Regions from separate parts of the Mus musculus genome. Here region 1 is linked to region 2. A link is a loop called in an ENCODE intact Hi-C map of the cell type or tissue named here. Cell type or tissue: left cerebral cortex. All regions are shown on one strand. Links, peaks and the distances in the headings refer to the core of each region. The heading gives the core; the rest is flanking DNA. Region 1 overlaps Fam53b (family with sequence similarity 53, member B). Region 2 overlaps Lhpp (phospholysine phosphohistidine inorganic pyrophosphate phosphatase).

What was found. A loop is a pair of places that touch in the nucleus more often than their neighbours do. Peaks named below come from ENCODE experiments on the same cell type or tissue, not always from the same donor. Only the 100,000 strongest peaks of a DNase experiment are listed, where the experiment ranks them.
Region 1: it touches region 2 in a loop (4-fold over the local background); 12 of 42 quality-filtered maps call a loop at or near these places.

The regions. Positions count from the first base shown.
Region 1 is chr7:132,705,873-132,716,879 of GRCm38, reverse strand. Fam53b (family with sequence similarity 53, member B) reads left to right here. Exons shown (of 5, transcript NM_001381858.1): 5 at 878-4,796. The coding sequence ends at 1,237. Lhpp (phospholysine phosphohistidine inorganic pyrophosphate phosphatase) reads right to left here. Exons shown (of 7, transcript NM_029609.1): 7 at 10,461-11,007. Among named protein-coding and RNA genes, the nearest start is that of Lhpp, 100 kb to the right of the region's middle. In left cerebral cortex, for the core only: no CTCF peak of the experiment used is centred there; DNase peaks (open chromatin) are centred at 2,489, 3,282, 3,908, 4,720 and 1 more place; H3K27ac peaks cover 4,235 bases.
Region 2 is chr7:132,651,016-132,662,022 of GRCm38, reverse strand. The region is part of intron 6 of Lhpp (phospholysine phosphohistidine inorganic pyrophosphate phosphatase); the gene reads right to left. Among named protein-coding and RNA genes, the nearest start is that of Lhpp, 46 kb to the right of the region's middle. In left cerebral cortex, for the core only: CTCF peaks have their summits at 5,222 (motif pointing left) and 5,836 (motif pointing left); DNase peaks (open chromatin) are centred at 3,873, 5,239, 5,797, 7,389 and 1 more place; H3K27ac peaks cover 2,561 bases.

The DNA of each region.
Region 1 (11,007 bases), core at 1,192-9,191, 55 kb before region 2:
GGCTGGTGAGATGGCTCAGTGGGTAAGAGCACCCAACTGCTCTTCCGAAGGTCCAGAGTTCAAATCCCAGCAACCACATGGTGGCTCACAACCATCCGTAACAAGATCTGACTCCCTCTTCTGGTGTGTCTGAAGACAGCTACAGTGTACTTACATATAATAATAAATAAATCTTTAAAAAAAAAACATTCAGGAAGAGGCTAGAGAGAAAATTCAGTGGTTAAGAGCACTAACTACTCTTCCAGAGGTCCTGAGTTCAATTCCCCGCAACCACATGGTGTCTTACAACCACCTGTAATGGGATCTGATGCCCTCTTCTGGTGTGTTGGAAGACAGCCAGTGTACTCATACATTAAATAAATTAATTAATTAATCTTTAAAAAAAACCACTCAGGGAAAACATTGTATCGGCACATAAAGAGCGAAGGGCACAGTATTAGCAGCCTCTGCTGAGCATCTGCATCATAGCAGGTATAGTTCTCAGCTGAGGGCTGACTGCACACATCACGTTAGGTAAGGATGTGCGCACTGAAGAGGGAGTGGGTCCTGGCTGGACAAGGGACACCTGGGATGAAATAGCCTTAGATCAGACATCTTGTTACCAGGCCACCTATTAAGTCTGAGGTTTGCCCACCTCACCGCAGCTGCCCACAAGCTGGGCCTCATCACATTTTTGCCTTTTATGTAGTGACTGGCCACAGGTTGTGTTCAGTGGCCAGAGGCACTTCTTCATGAACCATCCTCAGACTTGGTGATCTTACTACAGCCTGGCAGATTAACTACCAGCTAGGCTTTGTGTGGTTATGTAGGATGTGTGGTCTGAGGTTCCAAAGCGAGTCTGGCCTCTTCACTGACCACTGTATCTCTTCCTCCACAGAACTGTCAGACCTTCAGCAGCCTCAGTTGCCTGAACATGGGGGTGGACGACCACAGCTCCCAGAGCCCCTTTGCCCTCGTCAGCAGTACCCGATCCTGGACCGCATTGCTCTCAGCCTCCAGCCCAGGGGGCAGGACTCCTGCTGGGACCCCAGTTCCTGAGCCTGTTCCCCACTCCTTTGATGACCAGTTCACCTGCCAGGAGGACCTATCCTGTGACGAGTCAGATGGCTGCAGTCTAGATGAGGATTGCTGCAGGAAGGGGGATCCGGCCACATCCTGGCGGGACCGGGGAGCCTGCACGAACAGCCTCTGCTCTTTGGATGGCGAGCTGGACATTGAGCAGATAGAGAACAACTGAGGGCCCTGACCTGGGGAGGAGGCACTCCTCTAGGCCTTAGGTCACTCTAAGGGGGACCTGGCTCCTGGGTCTGACAGAGGCTCCTCCAAAAAATGGAGCCCACCCATTTTCAAAGGAACCAGCCATCACCCTGTAGTGCCCAAATTTGTGAAGGCAACTTGGCCACACCTCACAGGCGACAGCTGGCCTCCCACCAGTTCCATGGAACTACTGTAGCCCAAAACAGGTTTTCGGTTTGGTATCCTCCTCTTTGTTCCTTACGGAGTGCTGGGTAGCCACCATTTTCCAGTAGGGCTGGGCCAGCTGCACCCTTCAGGTAGGATGCCGGGGGCCTGAGCCCCCTTATAGCCTTGCTCAGGTTCCTTCTGGGGAGTTACCCAAAGCCTCCTTTACTTAGTTTACTCCGTGCCTTCTCTCCCAGGTCTCCCTGGCCCAGGCTTGGGAAGGTTCGGGAGACACCTCTTGTAGTGACAGCAGACCGTGTGGCCTTAATCCATTTGGGGCACTGGCAGGGATTCTGGGATAATCCATGTCCCATTTTTCGGGATCAGGGGATAGTTAGGAATGACCAGAAGCCATCCATATTGGGTAGGCATTTGGTGGTTGTGTTGACTGAAAGGTGGGCCCACCAGCTCTCCCATGTCACCAAGAATCACCCACACCTCTGCCACCTCAGGGGCTGCCTTGGCAAGGCTGACATTGGTAGCCTTCCTTCTGTCCCCAGTCCCTGAGAGCTGAGCTCAGTGAATTCAGCTGTGTATAGAGATGTCAGTGGCAAGATGACCTCTTCATAGTGTCCTCAGGATCTACAAACAGGTGCAGAAGTCTCGGCCCTGTGTACATTCCTGGGTAGAGGGATGTCTGCTGGCTGCTTTGCAGGCTAGCCACTCTGCAGGCTCCTCTCTGTAGCAGTCTATGTTGGGGGCCTGCAAGCCTCCACCACATTCCTAGCACATTGTTGCTTGTTCACAGACACTGCTGGCTTTAATGAAAGCATACCACCGTTGGCTTCAAGACACCCCCCACCCCCAGTCCACTGATGTGAGCCTAGCCCCAGGCTCTCCTCTGCAGGCCCAGCCACAGCATGGCTTGAATCACACTCCCCCTTGCAGCTCCTCACTCCCAGCATAATTCCCAGAGGGCATCCGTTCCGGCAGCTCCCCTCAGTCCTCCCTGCAGACATGCTACAGGGCTCTGCACGCTGGGACTCTGGCTTTTAGCAAACTTGGCATCTTCTGCAGACAATAGCAAGTGGGCTGGCTTACACAAGTGGCTTGTTTTCCCATAAGGCTAAAAATAACTGGTGCATTCTCTTGGGTTTGCGGACATGTGATCTAGGCACATTTGTAGTTGCTCTGCTGTGCCTACCCTCTGAGATTTCACTGTCTGCTGGCTGAGCCCAAATGGCTGTTACCTTTCTCCTAAAGAAAGACCTTGATGGGAACCTTTTGTTTCAACTTTAATTTGTCCATACACCAGAAGAACCGAGGCTCAAGTTCTGATGTATAAGGCAATGTTTCTCTAAAACCAGACCCAAAGTACAGGAAGCCCCGCTCCTATAACCCCAGGTTGGGTAGCCTGGTGGGTCCCTGTGGTGGTGGTCGGGGCCCAGCTGGCCTTGGGGGCACTGAGAAAGCAAAGTAGAAAGCTGGTGGAGGCATGACCTACAAGCCCTGCCTGGTGGATCACAGAGGAAGGTAGTTGAGAGGGCGTGGGATGCACACCCCAGTGCCCTGGTTCCCAGAAAGCCCACAGTGAGGGATTCTGTTATCTGAAAGAACTTTATGGTCCCTAAAGCTATTCCCACTCCCCCACCCCCCAGGAAAGGAGAGGCTGGGCTCTGTCCCCTGGTCTGCTTCACACAGGCTGTTAAGGCCAAAGCACAGAACAGTTGCCAGCTGCCTCTCCTGAGGACTGGGACCTGAGCTCCTGGTGGCAGGTGTGTGTCTTAAGGCTGATGTGTGGCCGGCTTGTCCGTAGACTAGCTCTCTTGAGCCTGCTGGCGGAAGGACAAACAGGAACTTGCTGAGTGACAGCTTCATCTTTGCTTCCTGCCTCTAGGAGACTGTTCCCTGGGCGGCAGTACTCCAAACCCGGGGTGGGGGTTGGCCCTTTGCAGTTTCCTCAGGCTTTTCTTGATGTCCCTGTCCCACTAAGGCCTCAGTCCAAGCACCCAGCAAAAGCAGCCAGAAAAGATGGTGGTAGCTTTTCTGCCTAGTGTGTTCATTTGCTTTCTGATGTTCTTTTCATCAAGTAAAGCAGGTTTTGTCTAGAAGGTTTCCAGTCAGCTTTCAGCAGTTGTGTGACCCAGACAGACCCATTCATCCACCCCATTCACTGGCCCCCAGACCTCTGGTCTTGGATCTCCTGGAAGAAGGTTCACCTGGGAGGTCCACTCTGTCTCCTGTGTGCGTGGCAGCACAGGCAGCAGGCAGACTGGCTCACCCGAGTGCCACACCCCAGAGAAGCTGAGGGTGGGCTTCACCACTCACCTGCCTAGGCAGCCTCCACCAAAGCCGACTGGGCCTCTTAGCACGTGACATCCCGTTCACTCCAGAAGCCACTGAACCGACAGAGTTGCCCTAAGCCGGGTACCTGACCTGAGTTCAGGGTAGCAGCCTAGACAGTTTACATGACTGCCCACTCCTGCCTTACTCCTGGGTGGTGAAGGTAGAAGCTGGCCAGCACCACGGGCTCCCTTCATGTAGGTCCATGGAACTTGTTCTGCCCACACATGCAGATGTGTATTCTCAGAAAGCCTTACTTTAAAAAAAAAATTTTTTTTTGTAGCAGGAAAGTTTTCTAAATTTGTATGCAGAAAGTTAAATAAAATGAAGGCCCACATTAAACAGGACATGCTCACTCCCCCAGTTTCTAGATGGGTCTCCTATGCAGACCAATGGCCATATTTTATTATGGGTTCATTTAGTGTTCACAGCAGTTAGAACTCACCCCTGGATCCTGCAACCCATTTCCACTGATGTGGTTAAAATTACTTGAATGATGGCCACTTAAAACGTAAGCCAGGGGCCAGGGCTCAGGGACGCTCCGCCCATACAACCCATGATGCTGCCCCTTGCCATGCCCATGCTGCTGGTCCCACCCCTGCCCCTGGTGCCAGGCCTCTGAAGGAGGCAGAGAAAGATACTCTAGAATTGCAGACTGATGGAGCTCCTTTAGGCTAGATAGGATAGCCTGACGTAGCATAGTCTCATTGGCAAATGAACTGCATCGTCAGTGTTTGGGGGCACCCAGGGGTCAGGGACAGATGAGCCCACAGGCCGTGCTAGGGCCACGTGTGCCGTCCCAGCCAGGCAGCAGCAGCAGCAGCAGCAGCAGCAGCGGTACTGTTTGAGGCAGTGTGGTGAATGGCGTGGTGAGCCAGAACCCATCAGGGCTGCAGCCTGTAGGCTGCCCATGCTGGGTCTGCTCGTTAGCACCACGCACCATCGCCTGCCTCCCCCCCTGACAGGCCGTGACTGTCTTGCACTACAGCCACTCTAGTCTCAGGAATTTGCTTGTTCCTTTTACTGTGTAAATAAAGCTTCCTGGTCCAACACCCGGCTGCCTGCGCATGGCTGTGTGCTTTTTGTTGGGGGCAGTGAACCAGCAGCTCTCCTGTCAGCTCTGGACTGGGAGAACTGCGGGACGGACTTCTGTCCCCATGCCTCAGAGAGAAGGCGAAATGCTGGGTGGCTGTGGGAGTAACTGCTGCCCATAGCCACAGCCGCCATCGCAGGGAGCCGCAGAGGAGCCAGAGACATTGGCATGGGGGGGGGGGGGCATGGTGTGCTGCTACTTCCAAGGGAGCAGGAGAGGAAGCTGCCCTGGCTGAGAGGCAGGCCACTAAAGAGACCCTGGAGGCCGTAGAGCTGGGCTGTCAGCTCAGGGCCTCGCCCCCGCGGAGGGCAGCGCAGTTCAGAGCTCTGCTTCTTGGGCTGTGGAGATACTAGAACACACAATTCACCCCTGGGATGGGCACACAATCCAGTGCTTACCCTCCAAACCAGACACCTGAGTAACTACAGCTCAGGAGAGCACTGTGTCTGCAGTCCTGAGGACCCCAGCAGAGAGGTACACTTAATGTCTGTCACCCAGTGTTGGTCCCTGTAACTGACCATGGAATGTTCTCCCAGAGCCTCTGCTATGGCCAGACCATCATAGTCTGGAGGTGACATCCTGGACCACTCTTCTGTTTTGCTGCTTTGGCAACAGATCCCTTGTCAAACTATATGTGAGTGTGTATCTTAAGAGGCGGTGGACAGAGAGATGGCTCCGTGGTTAACCAGAGGACCCAGAGTCAATCCTCAGCGCCCATACAGGAGCCATAATCATCTGGATTATATATATAGTTCCAGGGGATACAGTGGCAGTGTACATGGCATAGGGACATGCAGGCAGAACATCCATAAACTACATACATACATACATACATACATACATACACACACACATATGAAAGAAAAAAGAAGTGTTCCAGAGTGGTGGCACATATCTGTAACCCTAGTCAGCACTCTGGAGGCTGAAGCAAGAGGATTGCGTATTTAAGGTCAGCTTGGGCTAAATATCAGGATCCTGTCTCAGAACTCCCCCCACAAAGCCACCCTTTGTGGTTGGGGGTGGGCGTAGCTTGGCAGGTAAAGGCCACCACATACACACTGGCACACACCCACACACCATATACACAGTTAAAATCAGGGCGTGAGAGCAAGGTCCCAGGCTGGCCATTCAGTCTTCCTAGGACACCAGCCTTCTGCCTTTCATATACGGTAAGTAGTTCACAATAGCAGGACAGAGGGCAGGAAGGCCACAAGCACAGTCCTGCTCCTTAGATTCACAATGGCCTTGAATGACCCAACTGCCCCCCTAACCTGCACCTCCTACTCTCCAGTGGTACCAGCCTCGTTCTAGCCCTGCCCCAGCTCAAGTTGACAACATGCACAGGACTCTGTCCTGATGCCTCCCCACACTGCTGTCTCCTGCACCAAATATGAGGTCTTCTGAAAATAGGATCCTGTTCGCAGCCAGGCTTGGGCTCACTCGATGCCCTGTTGTCTGACAGCAGTAGGCCTCAGCGTTCTGCAGTCCCCAAGCCCGGCTGGTTCAGGGGTCCACCCATCTAGGGATGTTCCCAATCACTAAGTAGGCCCCCTGTCTATACACGGAATGGTGGGCCAACGGGCTTCTGGGAGAGCAGCTCTTTCCCAAAATGTGGGTAGGGAAAAGTCCCTCCCCACAAAATGCCCAACCTGGGCAGTGACCTTCAAGTGGCTACTGTTTTTTGTTTTTTGTTTTTTTAACTTTTTGGTTGTATTTCCTACGTAATAATGCTCCTACAACCCCAAAACTTGGTGCAAAATGCTCAGTCTGCCTATTATCCATGGAAAAGCTGGTGTGATAATGATAATCACACTGGCTTGTAAGGTGGGTCCCTGAGCACCCTGTAGACTCAGCACATGGTTGGGTCTTCCCATTTTAAAGAGATCTGCAGGAGGCTTTCTTCCTGCCTGTTCCACCTGCTAAGGATGTAAGAGTCAGAGGCAGATGAGTCCCTTGTGGCTGACTGCTAGGTAGCTGAAGATCAAGAGAAGGGGAGGCTGTGCTGCTGGGTAGTGCTGCCACCCTGAGAAACATCAAGGCAAGAGGGTAGTCCTCTAGGGGAGTAGGAATGGATCCTCTCAGGAGGGAGAGGACAGCTGAGCACTGGATGATTGCAGCCCCGAGGTCACCACAGGCCATCTTCACGGGATTGCAGGCAAGGCTGGAGGGAGCATCTTAGAATCCGTCTTCAGAAAGAGCATAAGACACAGGCTAGACCTTGAGTCTCCACTCTCTCTTTTACTCCTAGAGACTCCTTGGAAGAGTCACTTTAAGGACCATTTCTCTGAGTTCACTGTGGCTCAGAGGATAGTGTGGTCTCTGACCAGATCATATAGGGCCTGAAGCCCACTCCTTGGCAGAAAGAGAAAACCCAGCTTATCTGGAGAGACCAGCCAAGGAGAGCCAGCTTGGTCACTGCTCAGGAAAAAAAAGGGGGGTGGGGGAGAGAACCCCAATACCCATGGGGCACACTCATCAGCAAGCACAGCCCACTGCAATGGCTCCAAGTGGCCTGAGCTACTGGGGGAACTCTACTGGAGCTTTCTGTATATCCAGCTAAGAGGCAAAAGGCCATCCATCCCTTGAAGGTGAATGGCACTGGCCAGACTGGTGGCCCCTCATCCTGATGCAGATACTCAGCCAATTTCTTCCTCTGAGAGCCTAGAGGTCAACCTGCCCACTAAGGCCCCACTGGTGTGTTCACCGTGCCAGAGGGAGTGTCGTTGTCTAGGGAAATCTCAGAGGACCTCTGACTCCTTTACGTGTGTACAGTTGCACAGTGCGTGCACACATGCAGAGGCCAGATGTCAAACTCAGTTTTGGTCTTCAGACTACGTCGCCCTCCCCCCGGTGTGTGTGTGTGTGTGTCTGTCTGTCTGCCTGCCTATGTCTGTGTAAGCCAGAGGTCAGTGTCAGATGTCTCCCTCAATCTTTCTACCTTACATTTTTATTTTTCACTATATTTATTTATATGAGCGTGTGCAAGTCTATGGGCCACAGCCTAGGTATAGAGGTCAGGAAACAATCTACTTGTAGGAGTCAATTCTCTCCTGTCATATGGGTCCCAGGGATCAAACTCAGGTTGTTAGGCTTGGTGGCAAATGCCTATTCACTGAGCCATCTTGCCTGTTATTTTTTTTTTTTTTTTTTTTTTGGAATAGTATTTTACTGAGCCTGGAGCTCACTGACTGGGCCAGGCATGGCTGTCTATCTAGCTCCCAGGATCCTCCTGTCTGCACCTGCTTAGCATGGGATTACAACTGCACACTTCGGGGCTAGAGAGATGGCTCAGCAGTTAAAAGTACTAGTAAGCTGCTTTTCTAGAGGACACAGGTTCAATTCCTAGCACCAACATGATAGCTCACAACTGTAACTCTAGTTTCAGAGCTTCTGACACCTTTACACACACACACATGTAGGCAAAACCCCAATGAAAATAAAAATAAATTATTTTTTAAAAGTACATACTGGTAACACCCTCTGTTGTTGTTTGGTTCTTTGGTCTTCTTGGAGGGCTTCTCAGTGTAGGCTTGGCTATTCTAGAACTCACTCTGTAGACCAGGCTGGCCTCGAAGTCACAGAGATCTGCCTGCTTCTGCCTCCCAAGTGCTTGGTAGTTTGAGGGGGTCAATTCCAGCCTCATGATTAAATGGTGTCTTAGTCAGGGTTTCTATTCCTGCACAAACATCATGACTAAGAAGCAAATTGGGGAGGAAAGGGTTTATTCAGCTTATACTTCCACACTGCTGTTCATCACCAAGGGAAGTCAGGACTGGAACTCAAGCAGGTCAGGAAGCAGGAGCTGATGCAGAGGCCATGGAGAGATGTTCTTTACTGGCTTGCTTCCCCTGGCTTGCTCAGCTTGCTCTCTTAGAACCCAAGACTACCAGCCCAGGGATGGTCCCACCCACAAGGGGCCTTTCCCCCTTGATCACTAATTGAGAAAATGCCTTACAGCTGGATCTCATGGAGGCATTTCCTCAACTGAAACTCCTTTCTCTGTGATAACTCCAGCTTTGTCAAGTTGACACAAAACTAGCCAGTACAAATGGCTAACAATTAACTGACCGAAAACATCTAGCAGCTACTTCCTTTTCAGCAAGCTCTATCTCAGCTGACTTCTTTACCCACTGGGCTAATTCCATAGCTGACTTCTTTTTATGAGAAGTTGTCTCCCGAGGAGAGTCATCAGTGGCATCTGGGTCAGTTAGAGAAGAAACAGAGGTAACAGCTGTCCATGCATCCGATTCTGAAGCCTGACACGGGCTAAGAGGGAATACTGTCCCAGGGCCCCTTGGAGAAGGCCCTTTGTCTGGTCCCACCGTGGACAGCATGGCTCACCACTGCTGGGCCTAGTGGGCCACTATGGTCGGAGATGGCTGTGTTGCCCTCAAAGCCGTAAGTTGGAGAGTTGATCCCCTGTGTGGTGGTGTCAGGAGCTGGTAGGACATTTAAACTGTGGAAAGTTCTTAGATCAGCTGGGGGGATCAAAAGGGCCATCCTGTCTTCCTGTCTCACCATGGAAGACCCCATGAGGTCTGATGAGAGACTTTGGGCAAGGCTGGTACTGTATCCTTCAAGCCTTCTCAACTGAGCTATACAAAACCCACTCTTCTGTTTCGGTTTTTTTTTTTCTTTCATTTTTTTGTTATCATTTTGTGACATTTTTGCCATGTAGCTGAAGCTGGCCTGGAATTTGTGACAATCCTGCTTATGAGCCCTACATGCAAGAATTACAAGCATGCAACTCCACCACGCTTAGCCTGCCTCTGCTATTTTGTTGTAGTAATGAAGACTGGGGGGCTGATGAGGGCTGAGCTGGGAAGGGTGCTTGCCTTTACCAGCGGAGTCTGATTCCCGGAACCTATGGAAAGGCAGAGGAGAGAAGCGACTCCAATAAGCTGTTCTTCCGGCCTCCATAAGTGTGGAGTACCTATGGCATGCTTGTATACACACACACACACACACACACACACACAAATGGAACTTAAAATCTTTAAATATATGAATAAATATGGGAGGCAGTGCTAGTGTTTGTCCTGGTCTGTCTTCTCCCATTAGAAAGAAAGAAATTCTCCTTGACCACTATCAGATGCCATTTCTTGCTCGTTTCCTTGCTCTCTCTCTTTCTCTCTTTCCAGATGGGGTTTCTCTGTGTAGCTCTAGCTGTACTGGACTCCCTTGTGGACCAGGCTGGCTTTGAACTCACAGAGATCCACCTGCCTCTTCCCCTTGAGTGCAATACCACGCCCTGCCAGTCTATTTCTTTTCTTTTCTTTCTTTCTTTTTTTTTTTAAAGATTTATTTATTTATTTATTATATGTAAGTACACTGTAGCTGTCCTCAGACACTCCAGAAGAGGGAGTCAGATCTCGTTAAGGATGGTTGTGAGCCAACATGTGGTTGCTGGGATTTGAACTCCTGACCTTCAGAAGAGCAGTCGGGTGCTCTTACCCACTGAGCCATCTCACCAGCCCCGCCAGTCTATTTCTTAACTTCTTAGAGGTCAGGGCAGGGGAGAAGTTCCTCTCTACTGTTCAGAGGCGTCGGAATCTAAGACCCTGCTGGGGGTCTCCATTCTCTTACTACTCTGGACCCTTACTAAGAAAGGCTGAGTCAAAGTGGGGCTGTTGGGGTCAAGTTTATTGAGCCATTAGCTTGTTCTGTACACTGGAGACAACATGGTTAAGTCTGTCCATCCCAACTCTAAGGAGCTTTCTGTGCCTTCAGTCTTGACTGTAGAGGTGGACATTTCTCTCTGTGGGAGGGTACTCTTCAGTTTCCTGAGAGTTATCCCAGCCTGTTTCCTAAGACAGGGGTTGGAGGCAGAGTGCTGATCAGTCATTCTGACTGGGGCCAGATAGGGCTATGGGTGGTGGGCAGGCTGGCTCAGCTCTGTGGTTTCTGTAGGCTCCTCTCATTCAGAGAGTTCATCGAGGAGGCAGTGCATCTCATCCAATTGGATGGTCAATTAAAGGACCACGTGCCAAAGGTGACTAAAGGAGTTCAGGGACTTAGTTTCAGAGGGACCTTTCAGCCCAAGGGTTTCATTTTCTGGAGGCCTGACAGGTCTCTTTCACCTTCTTGGATGTCATTAGGGGAAACATGGCATGGGCCAGGGAGGGGAACAAACCTCTGCCCAGACGCTAGGGAGGGAGGAATGTTGACAA
Region 2 (11,007 bases), core at 983-8,982:
CCCCAGTGCCCAGCTACAGCCGACTGAGAGCTACCCCACTAGTCTACCCTCATTCCTGTTCTTCTAGAACTGCTATGGAAGGCACCAGGCCCCAAGCCTGGGGACGCTCCCTGACCTTTTTCAAGTGTTCCCTAAGATGCTGGACAGCCCAGAGTCCTGTCAGCCAACTCCGCCTCTTCTGGGAGAAAAGCCTGAGACCCACTGAGAGGCGGGCTTGGCCACGTCATAGCTGGGCCACAGTTAACTAGTCCCCCGTTCCATCCTACATTACTGTCTCTCTTCTTCCGTAAAGCCCCAGGGGTCCAGGTAAAGAAACAGCTCCGTTCCCTGGAAGAAGATGGACATGGTCTGGGGAAGTATCTGCTTCCTGCAGCCACCAGAACCAGCATGTGTCACTGTCTCTCTGGCTGAGTCCAGGAACGGAACAGATAATGCTAATAAATGGGTTCCCCTAAGGGGTGGGATAGCAGTGGGTACCACTCTGGCCCCTGCCCTGACATCCTGAGCCCCATGCATCAAAAGGACAGGGCAGAAATATGGGCAGGGCCCTGCTCCCCCTCCTCATTTGCCTTTTTCCTGACTCTCCTCCAAGGTACTCCTCTCTACCCTTCAGAATCTTCAGGGACAGTCCATGCTAGGCTAGATGTCTGTCCTATGGCTACAGCCCCCATGCCACTGTCCTATGGCTACAGCCCCCATGCCACTGTCCTATGGCTACAGCCCCCATGCCACTGTCCTATGGCTACAGCCCCCATGCCATGCAGCCCAGAAGAAGCTCTTGTTTGCATGTGACTCTTTCCTAGTTTCTGCAAGTGAGGGGAGGGGGGACTTCCCCACAATACACAGCAGGATGGTGTCACGAGGCCTGATTGCCAGCCTGACAGAAGCCCCTTTAAAAGTCTAACTATGAGAAAGAACAGCGCACACGGTTTGTTTCCATTTATAGAAAGTCCTGGGACAGGCAAAACTCTCTCTGCTATTAGCTATCTGGAAGAAGTACCTGAGGGGTGGAGGGCAGAAGATGCTGGAAGGGCCAGTGGGTTCATTAACTTACAGAGTTGTGTGTATCTGGGGTCTGTGTGCTTTTGCTACATGACATACATTAATAATAAGTTGTATTATTTTAAGTATGAGAAGAGCCCTGCCTACAGCAAACAAAATGCTTCTGACGCCTGTCCTCGGAGCTAAACCCCCAGCCCAGGGGCCACGAACAGCTGGGTGTATACTGGGAGCACTTTTTCATTATCAAGCTGACTGATACTGCAACTGAGGGGCACCCACATCGGGTGTTGGGCCTTCAGGGCTGCCAGACACAGGCCACACCACAGAGGGTTAATTCTAGGATTGGCTGCATTTCCAATCAGGGCTGGCACATGGCATATGTACACAGAACTGTCCTCAGATCAAGGCTCATAGCAAGAGCAGAGTCTCCCCACCACCCTTGACTTCCAAGAAGTGAAGGATTTCCACTCCCTCCTCGAAACCACAGATGGAAGAGCCAGCTCTGCACTGTACGGGGGTTGGAGGCCTCTCTGGCATACAGGGCAGGGAGAGGTATGCTCAGTTCCCAGGCCAGACAAAGTACCTAAACTCCCCTTCACTCTGTTAGCTCTCATCTTCCTGGGCACACACAGCCGCTGGCAGCCCCCGGGGTCACTCCCCCACCGCTAGTGTACTTGCCAGGATACATTCACGCCCCCAGAAATTTGGTGATGTGCAAATACCATACGATTTTTAAGTACAAAACTGTATTTTATAAACAATAACATTTTATGTCTTTCTGTTATTCCTGCTTCTTAAATAGGTAGAACAAAAATGCTAACTGGGTTCCCTCAGCGAGATGGGGCTGTGAATTATTTCCTCTGTGCTTTTCTGTATTTTCCAAAGAGGAGGCATTTCTTGCAGAATTATAAGAAGAAGGAGGAGGAGGAGGAAGAGGAGGAGGAGGAGCAGGAGGAGGGGGAGGAGGAGGAGGAGGAGAAGGAGAAGGAGAAGGAGAAGAAGAAGAGAAAAAAACCCTCTGCAGCATCTATTAAACATGAAAACAGGAAGAAGGAATGGAATCTTGAGGGCAGGAAATGGCTTTTCTGTCTGGCTGCTGGCTTGGGTCTAGGCAGGCCCCACAGAACCCTCCACCTGACAGGACATGGAGGACGGATGGAGCACAGCCCGTCGTCATCGTGGCAGAGGCCCTGGTTACTCAGCTCTCCCTTCTCAAGTAGGGTACTGAACCCAGGAAGGGCTCCCTGCTCCCAGTCGCCCCCATTCTCGGCCCTGGTAAGGCTTCGGACCTCCTTGCCCTTGGAGTCACAGGAATGTCAACCCTGGGCCAGCTAGAAGCACACAGCCTATAGGAAGGCAGCTCCTCCAGTTAGGAGGATGTGCCTCTCTGGCCATGTGACCTATCCCCAGCGCAGATGGCCTTGACCCCTGGGTTGCAGAGTACTGGATGGGATGGGGGAAATTCTCTCTCCTTTTCACCTGTACCTGGGCATTATATCCTAAGATGACTGGGTGGCAGTGAGGGTACCCTAGGTAGACCCTGAACACAGAGTGGCTCCATCACGGCTGCAGTAAGAACTACAGGATAGGAGGGACAGAAAGATCCGTGTGCTGAGGTCCACGTATACACGGACAGCAGCTGAAAGGGCAGGTAGGTACACCCTCTGAAACCCCCAAGGAAGTCGAGGGAGGTCAGGGTGCAGCTGTGGGACTGAAAGGTTCAGGGCAGAGCAGGCAAGACAGCAAGAGCCCCAGACTCGTGCCTAGGAGTTTTCTTGAGCTGCAATGACTACAGGCACTTTTTCCTTCTGGTTTCAAAAGTAATGAAAACATCTCCATGAGTTCCTGAACTATGGCAGGCCCGAGTAGCCCCAGGCCCCAGCAGAAAACCCATAGGAACGGCCAAGGTGAATGGGAAGCACGGCTACCAAGCTGAGCACACCGCCAGGGTTGCACAGTGCCCGGGACAGAGCTGCTCCAGAGCTGCCTGCTGCAGCCACTTCCCTCACAACATGGGGAGAGCAACCCAAGAGAGGTCCAGAGATGAGGGGGTTCAACTTCAGTAAGCACCTCAGCTGGCGTGATTACCTGGACCTGGAGGGATGGGGGAGGGATGGCATCTTGCCAGGGTATAGGCCAGCTTTGCAGCAGTGCAAGTTTGCTGCAGGCCCTGAGCTGGGCATTGAGTTAGAGGAGGTACCTGTGGCACCCGGAGCCTTGCTCTGGCAATAGCTACCTGTTACCTCCCAACTGCACGAGCTTGCTTCAGGCTGGGCATGCCTGCCACCTACTCTCTGGGCCTTGATTCATGGTACCACTGGAAGCTGTTTCTGGTCAAAAGGACCCCACCACTGGGGCAGTGAGTGGTCTGATGTCCAACATCTCCGTGGAGTACCTCATAGCATCATGTGCCCTGGACTGTTCTCGGCAGCTAGAAAGCGATGGAAAGAAGGGGAAAGTGGGGTCTTAACTCTCACAGGGACTCCAGGGTCTCGGGGTTGTTACTGTTCCTGAATGTGAATTATTTAAACCCCAGAGGCCACTGAGTTTAAATAATTCACTCTATTTACTTTCTAGGGTTGTGACAGGAAGCAGCTAGGAGGCTCCTCTCCTGGCTTACCGGGAGCCTTGCATTCTTTGTAAAGAGCTGGCTAATTGTTTTCATCATGAATCCTGGGAATCTGAGCCGCCCGGCAGTCTCCAGCACAGCCAGGACAACATTCCAGGGGCCAGCCCGAAGCCTTGGCTTGCCCATCTCCTGTCCGCAGTCCACTGGGCTTGCAGGGTGCTTCCTCAGTCAGGGCTGCAGGAGCCGAGATACCAGCTGGGGCACACACACACACCCTAGGCTCCTCCATCTGGCTGCAGCAGCCCTGTCTGCGTCCCCCTCGAAGTTTATTTTAAACTATTTCACGTGGAAAAAACTCAGCTTCCTCTTCAGTAGTAGGTTCCAAGAAGGCTAACCCCTTCCTCTCCAGTCTGTTCCACCCCACCCCTGAAAAAAACTAATAAGGACAGCAAAAATGCTACACACTACCGGAAACACGACTGCCCATGAGCATCTGTATCCTCGGGCCGAGACTCCTGGTACACTCCAGAATAAACGTACCCAGCTGTGAGGTAGCAGAGGCTCACAGAAAGATGTGCTTAAGACGGAGGCCAGAGCAGCCTGCTGTTCACAGACTCCCCAAGCTGAGCCTCCCTCTTTAACAGGTCAGAGGTCAGGGCTCACCAATCTCGCTCTGATTCTAAGGCAGGATAACCACCTTCCCAGGTCACAGGAGCTGCTTAGGGCACAGCATGGGGAGGGGCTGGTGGGTTTTACCATGGCCCCCAGGTTCTGAGGGAGCTGGGCAGAACTGGAACTTGGCATTCACAGCCTGGAAAAACCTGAAACGGCCCGTCTTGGTTCTGTAATCTGAACCCTTTGGGGCTGCCATGCAGTGGCACACAGAGTCCAAGCCCACTGCCAACAACAAGCCCATCTCTTCAGTGACATCAGACGCCTCGAGCGTGGGGACCCACTGCAGCCCCACAGCGCCCTGCAGGCTGATGGTACCCCAGCTGCCCGACACTTCTGTCAAGCACTGCCCCATTCCTGTCTAGGCTCTCTGTATAATTTAGACACAGGAGACTGAAAAGCAAAAGCAAAAAACAACAACAAACAAAAAACCAAACAGATAAAATGAAAAGAGATAGAAGTCAGGAAATCTCACTGCCTTCCTAAAGCCTTTACCAGCAGGCCAACCCAAGCAAGTCTGCCCATGAGGACGGACGGACACTTAGGGAGAGGCTGGAATGGGGGCAGCTGGGATGCTTCTATAGCTCTGTCTGATGACCACAGCTCATGCTCCCCAATGAAGGCCAGTGGGGAGTGATGGAGTAGTGGGTGGGGAGAGACAGTGGGGGTCGGAGGAGTAAGGGGAAAGGTAAGGAAGGATGCAGCCAGGTGGCGTGGAGAGTGCTTCACACCTTGCACAAACGCACGTGGGCGCAGAGATAAGCATGCCGTCTAAGTACACACTGAGCATTGTGGCACACAGGTACATTTTTCTTCCTCTAGTAACTGGTGTGTGTGGAAGGCAAGTGCTTTGCTCACCAAGCCATTTCCCTATTTCCTGGAGCAACGCATGTCTGGAGTATAGACAGGCCTGGGGTGGGAGCTAGTGTTGCCACATGGTGTGGAAAGTCACCATGCCTCTCTATTCCCCACCCAGAGCCAGTGGCGCCCCCTGCTGGTGGAAAGATACTGAGATTCTATGATAAAGGAAGCCCATAAAGAATCTAGGCAAAGCCCAGGATGGGGGTGGGGACACACGGAGACAGGGGTGGAAGAGCACAGCATGACAAAGGGCTCAAAGAAAGAATGAGAAGGGGACATCAGGGGACTTAGTGGGCAAGGACTGTGGTGTCACAGGGACCCCAGGCCCAGAATGCACACAGTTCTCTGGGTTCTCCCCCTGTGAAGGTCCCAGCTGGAGAAGAACACAAAAAAGCCTCCATGGGTCACAGAAGCTGCTGTGGTTCCTTAGACCCCAGCCTGCCCTGAGTCTAGCAAGGTGGCCAGACCACAGAGTGACAAAGACGCACGGCAACAGGGGAGCAGGCAGGGTGAGCATACATGGGAGCGAGCTGGCATGGATGTGAATATGTGAGTGTAAGGGGCGGAGGGACAGGGAGGCTGGCTGTGAGTGCTTTTAAGGGTGCACTGGGGCCTGATGTGCTTGCTGCGTGTGATCTGTGTGTTCAAGTCCTGAACTCCGGAAGGGCTGACTCTCCCAGAACCTGGTGACAAGGCGCCCTCTTGTGGCCAGAGCAGGAGGCGGTACATGTAAGAAGAAAAGGAAAGATTGTTTTGCGTCTGAATGAGGCCCAGGTGGATGTTGGGGCTCAGGAAGGATGGGACTGAAAGGACAATGAAGGGAGGGGAGGGGAGAGTAGATTAGAGAAGGCCAATGTATCTTGGATGCTGAACTCCACCAGGTGCCCTCGGTGTCTTCTCTGAGCTCCACCCTCCCCAATACTCCCCAAGTACCCTGTCCAGACAAGAAGCAAGGGGAGTGGGCTTCAACTGGCTGCACGGATACAGAAAAGAGCTCGGCCTTTTGGCTGACATGTGGAGCCTGGGTATGAGCAAGGGGTGAAATAAGGTTGCCTCTCCCTCCACCGTGCACCAGAGAGTGCTGTAAAGACAGTGTGTGTGACAGCCCCATCCTTACCTGTCACGGGCACAGAGACAGATTTCACAGCCACCACCCCCTGCTTCCTGGAGCAGCCCTGTCTGAAGTGTGCAGTGCTTTCTGGATGTGCTTGGGGGCCGTAAGGAGGCTCGGGACAAGATAAAAGCATGGGAATATGGCAGCTGCCACTAAGTTCGCTTCCTGGGCCATCCAGGCTGTGTTGGGGCAGGCAGAGTTGTGTCTCCAGTCATTCCCACGAGGGCTGTTCTGGTTGGGCATGCGCGGGCAGGTGTTAGTTCTGGTGAGATGGCTTCCCTTTTTAAGGAGTCCCAAACTCACAAATCACGGACAAGCCAAGTGCACCCTGAAAGATCATTTGCTTTTACAACAGTGTCCTGGCACAGGAGTCCCCTGAAGGCATGGTGTGCAGTGAAAGTCACTTATTGCTGACAGTTGGTTCCTCTCCTTTCTACTCGGCACAGCCACCACCTGTGCTCTGTGATCTTGACCACTGACCACTGCTTTAGCAATGACAATCTAGGACTTAAAGGTGACGATCATAGAGCAGGTGGAGCAGGCGGCATGAGTGCAGGACAGCCCCACACTGATGGCCCTGCTCCATTTGGACCTCAGTTTCTGCATCTGCAGCCGGGAGGTGGCACAATGGTAGTGGGAGCTCTAGGATCCTCCGAGAGGTTGCTCCATTTCCCCTTTATCAACAGGAAATAGGACTAGCCTCCAGTACCGGAGGTCCTAGGGGCCAGAGTACAGAGAAAGAGTCTGATACTGCCAGGCCAGAGGCTAGCCCAGTACTGGTCAGCCTAACACTGGAGTCTGATGCAGCCAAGCCAGAGGCTAGCCCAGTACTGGTCAGCCTAACGCCGGAGTCTGATGCAGCCAGGCCAGAGGCTAGCCCAGTACTGGTCAGCCTAACGCTGGAGTCTGATGCAGCCAGGCCAGAGGCTAGCCCAGTACTGGTCAGCCTAACGCTGGAGTCTGATGCAGCCAGGCCAGAGGCTAGCCCAGTACTGGTCAGCCTAATGCTGACACCTTGGGCCTTTTACTCAAGTTTCCGGCACTCAGTCCTCCTCTGCTCTTCTGAGTGAGACAGTCACCAGCCACTGGGATTCACTCTGGGTAGGGAGTTCACACCACTCCAGGCAGCTGGGTCTATTTTGGGAGAGCTCTGATAGACCTTCCTGGATACAGTTTCCTTGAGAATTCTGTGAGGGCCCTTCCAGAGCTCCACATGAGCACAGCAGGAGCTTAAGGCTATACAGGGTTCCTGTTTGCCTCTGAGAAAAGCGTGGCCTAGAAACCAGACCCTGCCTGCGTCATCCACAGGCACCATGAGGAGACCTCCCTGGTGTAAGGGTGAGACCAAATGACCCACTTCAGGATCTGCTCTGGGTCAGAGGCCCCCACAGCCAGGCCTTTTTTGTAAAGCTACCTCACTGATAGCTGGTCCTCTGACCTGATAGATAAATATGGAAGGGACAAGATGAGAGAAAGGGACCTGGGCCTGTCTGAATTCAGAGGCTGTTCACAGGCACACACAGAGAGCTTGCACTGCAGGGGAGCAGAGTTGCCGAACTGGGGTGGGTGTGGGGGGGGGGGGCTATGATCCCTCTTTGGCAGGATGCCAAAGTGGCTGCTAGGATGGCGACCTCCTCTTAGGGCTAAGGAACATCAGCGTGCAGTCAGGCCACCTAAGGGTGCATCTATGACTTAAGGGTGTCCCCTGTAGTGAGAAGGGACAGTGTAGGAACAAATACACATCTCCAGTCACAAAAGTTTAGGGTTAGGGTTAGGGTTAGACTACAATTTACCACTAATAGTGTAACATGCACAATGTTAGGGTTAGAGGTCAGGGTTAGGGTCTCTAACAGTAAGTCTAATGAAGTATCAACACTTCAAACTGTCTTCACTGTGGAAAATCAGAGCTGGGCTTGCTTTCCCTACTTGGTCTCTGAAAACAGTGTTTCTTGCATGTTCGCATTGGGACAAGTCACTTCTCCAGGCGTCATGGCTGTCACACCTGTAAGTGTCTCTAGGGCTTTAATAGCTAGATCCCTTGTCATGTCAATGCTCAGGTCCAACAGCACAAACTGAGCCTCTTATGCCAGAGCGGCCTCACTGTGGGTGACCCATTTGCTCCTTTGCAAATATTAAGGTTCTTACTCTGCCACCAGCCAGGCAAAGGATGACCTGCCTCCTTCCAAACAAGTCCCGTCCTGTGGAACGGGGACAGTTTCTGGAAGCCTAGTGGTAGTTCTCCACGGCAGCACGGTCACCATCCCTTGACACCAGTGGGGGACCCGGCACTAGACAACACTTCATAGTAACAGAAAGATGCCAGAAAACAGTCAAGACAAAAGCGTACTGCACATTATAATCCCATTTTTGTAATAAAGGGAAAATCTAAACCTGTGTGCTTGTGGGTACCAAGGAGATGATCTCCCTCTGGACAGAATTCTCCCTCCAGTGCAAGCTCCGTCAGTGGACATCACTTCCCGCTTGTTGATTGTGACTTTTACGGTGCTGGGAGTTGCGTCTCACACATGCTTGGTAAGCATTCTACGGAACTACACCCCACCCCACTGACACTTCCCTCTCAGTGGCACGCAGAAGGCAGATCTCTACAAAGGGGAACTAGAGATGGTGGATTCCCCCCCATCCTACCTGTGTATAGGCCTCCCTACCGTAGTGTGGGGTCTTCCTCAGAGACTCTGCAGCCTAGAGGCTCATTCTGGCCAAGAGGAAAGGCACAGTTCACTCTGGGGACACTAGACACATGGGTTTGGAATGGCCTGATAGACCCCAACATTGGACGCATTCCCTCAACTCAATTAAGACATGTTTTCCTTAAAGAAACTAGAGTGGCCCTACTTCTGGGTTTTCAAACACAAATGTGCCACTCATGTTTGACCGGTAAGTTGAAACACACACTGAGCATGTGCTAGCTGAGTTCCCACTTCTGAGCAGCAGGGGACACCGCCATACACAGAGCACAGCCCTGAAGGGTGCCGAGTCCCACTGCCCTGTGAGGAGCCCCTGGCCAGGAGCACAGCAGAATCAGGCTTTGCGACTCTGGGGAAAAGGAGGGATCAGGGACCTTAAGGTCTGCTACGGCCTGGACGTATCCCCTAAATTCTGGTGTTGGAAACTAACTCCTGGTTCACAGTGTTGGCCTTTATAGGTGTTTGGTCATGAGATTAATACCTGTTGAGGTTTGGTCCATTGCTACATACTGTAATGCTATGCACTATAATGCTATGTACTATAATGCTATGTACTATAATGCTATGTACTGTAATGCTATGTACTGTAATGCTATGTACTGTAATGCTATGTACTGTAATGCTATGCACTATAATGCTATGTACTGTAATGCTGTGTACCGTAATGCTATGTACCTTAATGCTATGTACTGTAATGCTATGTACTGTAATGCTAAATGCTGTTCCCCACCACCACCCCCAGGTCTGGCTTGCCCTAGGGATGGGGAAATCCTTATGTACACCAAGTAGTGCTATGTAACCAGGCTCCTTAATTTAAAACTATTGGTTGAATAAATATTCCTACACTCTATAGCTGGGCAGAAGAGAGGTAGGTGGGCCTTGTTTCCTGGGCTTGGGGTCTGGGGCAGAGACCATGAGGAGAGGAGAAAAGAAGATGCCATGGGGTAGCTGGGTCATGAAGCATGGCCATGAGGGCAGACCAATTGGAATAGGAGCAGCCCAGGCAGAACACAGCAAGTTTTATCTCGGGGTAATTGGCAGGGGAGTAGACAAAATTGCATAGATGGTTGATACCTGCCCAGCTCTCATGCTGTTAAGGCTTATTTTACACACACACACACATATAATATAAATATAAAAGTTTTGTGTTTTTTTGTTTGAGGACTATATGATCAAGGGTGGAGTAGAAACCCTCGAATAATTATCACCACAACAGATACCTCATGAAAAGGGCTTGGGGAGTGGGCTCTTTGTTCCAACCAAACGTTAGGATTCACAATTCCTCCTCTTTTGAAAATGCAGGAAGACACACCCAGAGCCATCTTGGAATCAGACACTGAACATACTGACATGACACCCCAGCCTTCAGAGATACGAGAGACTCTACTTCTTGTCTTCACAATAAGGTACTGTGTTACATCAGTGTGAACAGACCAGGAAGGGTCAAGCAGGCCACTTGGAAAGAATGCTTTTGTAGCTTATGAGCAGGGCCTTCTCAGGCCAGACATAACCAGTGGAGCCTTAAGATCCTCCTCTGAGAGGCTGGGGAAGAAAGGAAGTCTGTAGTTCATGTGCATTGGGGCTTCCAACGTGGGAGAGTCTGCGAGTGGCTGAGATTCCCTCCCATGTGCCGAGCTCACAGACAGCCTCAGCTCAGGCTTCCCTCAGGTTTCTCACCGGGGATGAGTCTCAGAGTGAAAGGCAGGGCAACGGTGGATTCTAGCCCTGCCTAAGATAATCATTCAGATGTGTGTGACTGACATACCATCCCTTAAACCCAGATAATGAAGTCTCCCTAGCATTGACAAAACAGTGCTCTGTTTGAATGGTCTGGCCACAATGCAAGCCAGTAAAACAAGCAAGGCAGGAGCTGGTGATGTGGTTCAGTCAGCAGGGTGCACGGTTAGAATGCACAGAGACCTGGGTTCGATCTGCAGCACAGCATAAATCAGGTGTGGTGACACACTCCGATAATCCAACACTTGGGAGGCAGAGGCAGAAGACTCAGAAGTTCTAGATCAATTTTGGCCACAGAGCAAGTTTGAGACAAGCCTGGGCTACATGCAAGCCCATCTCAAAATATA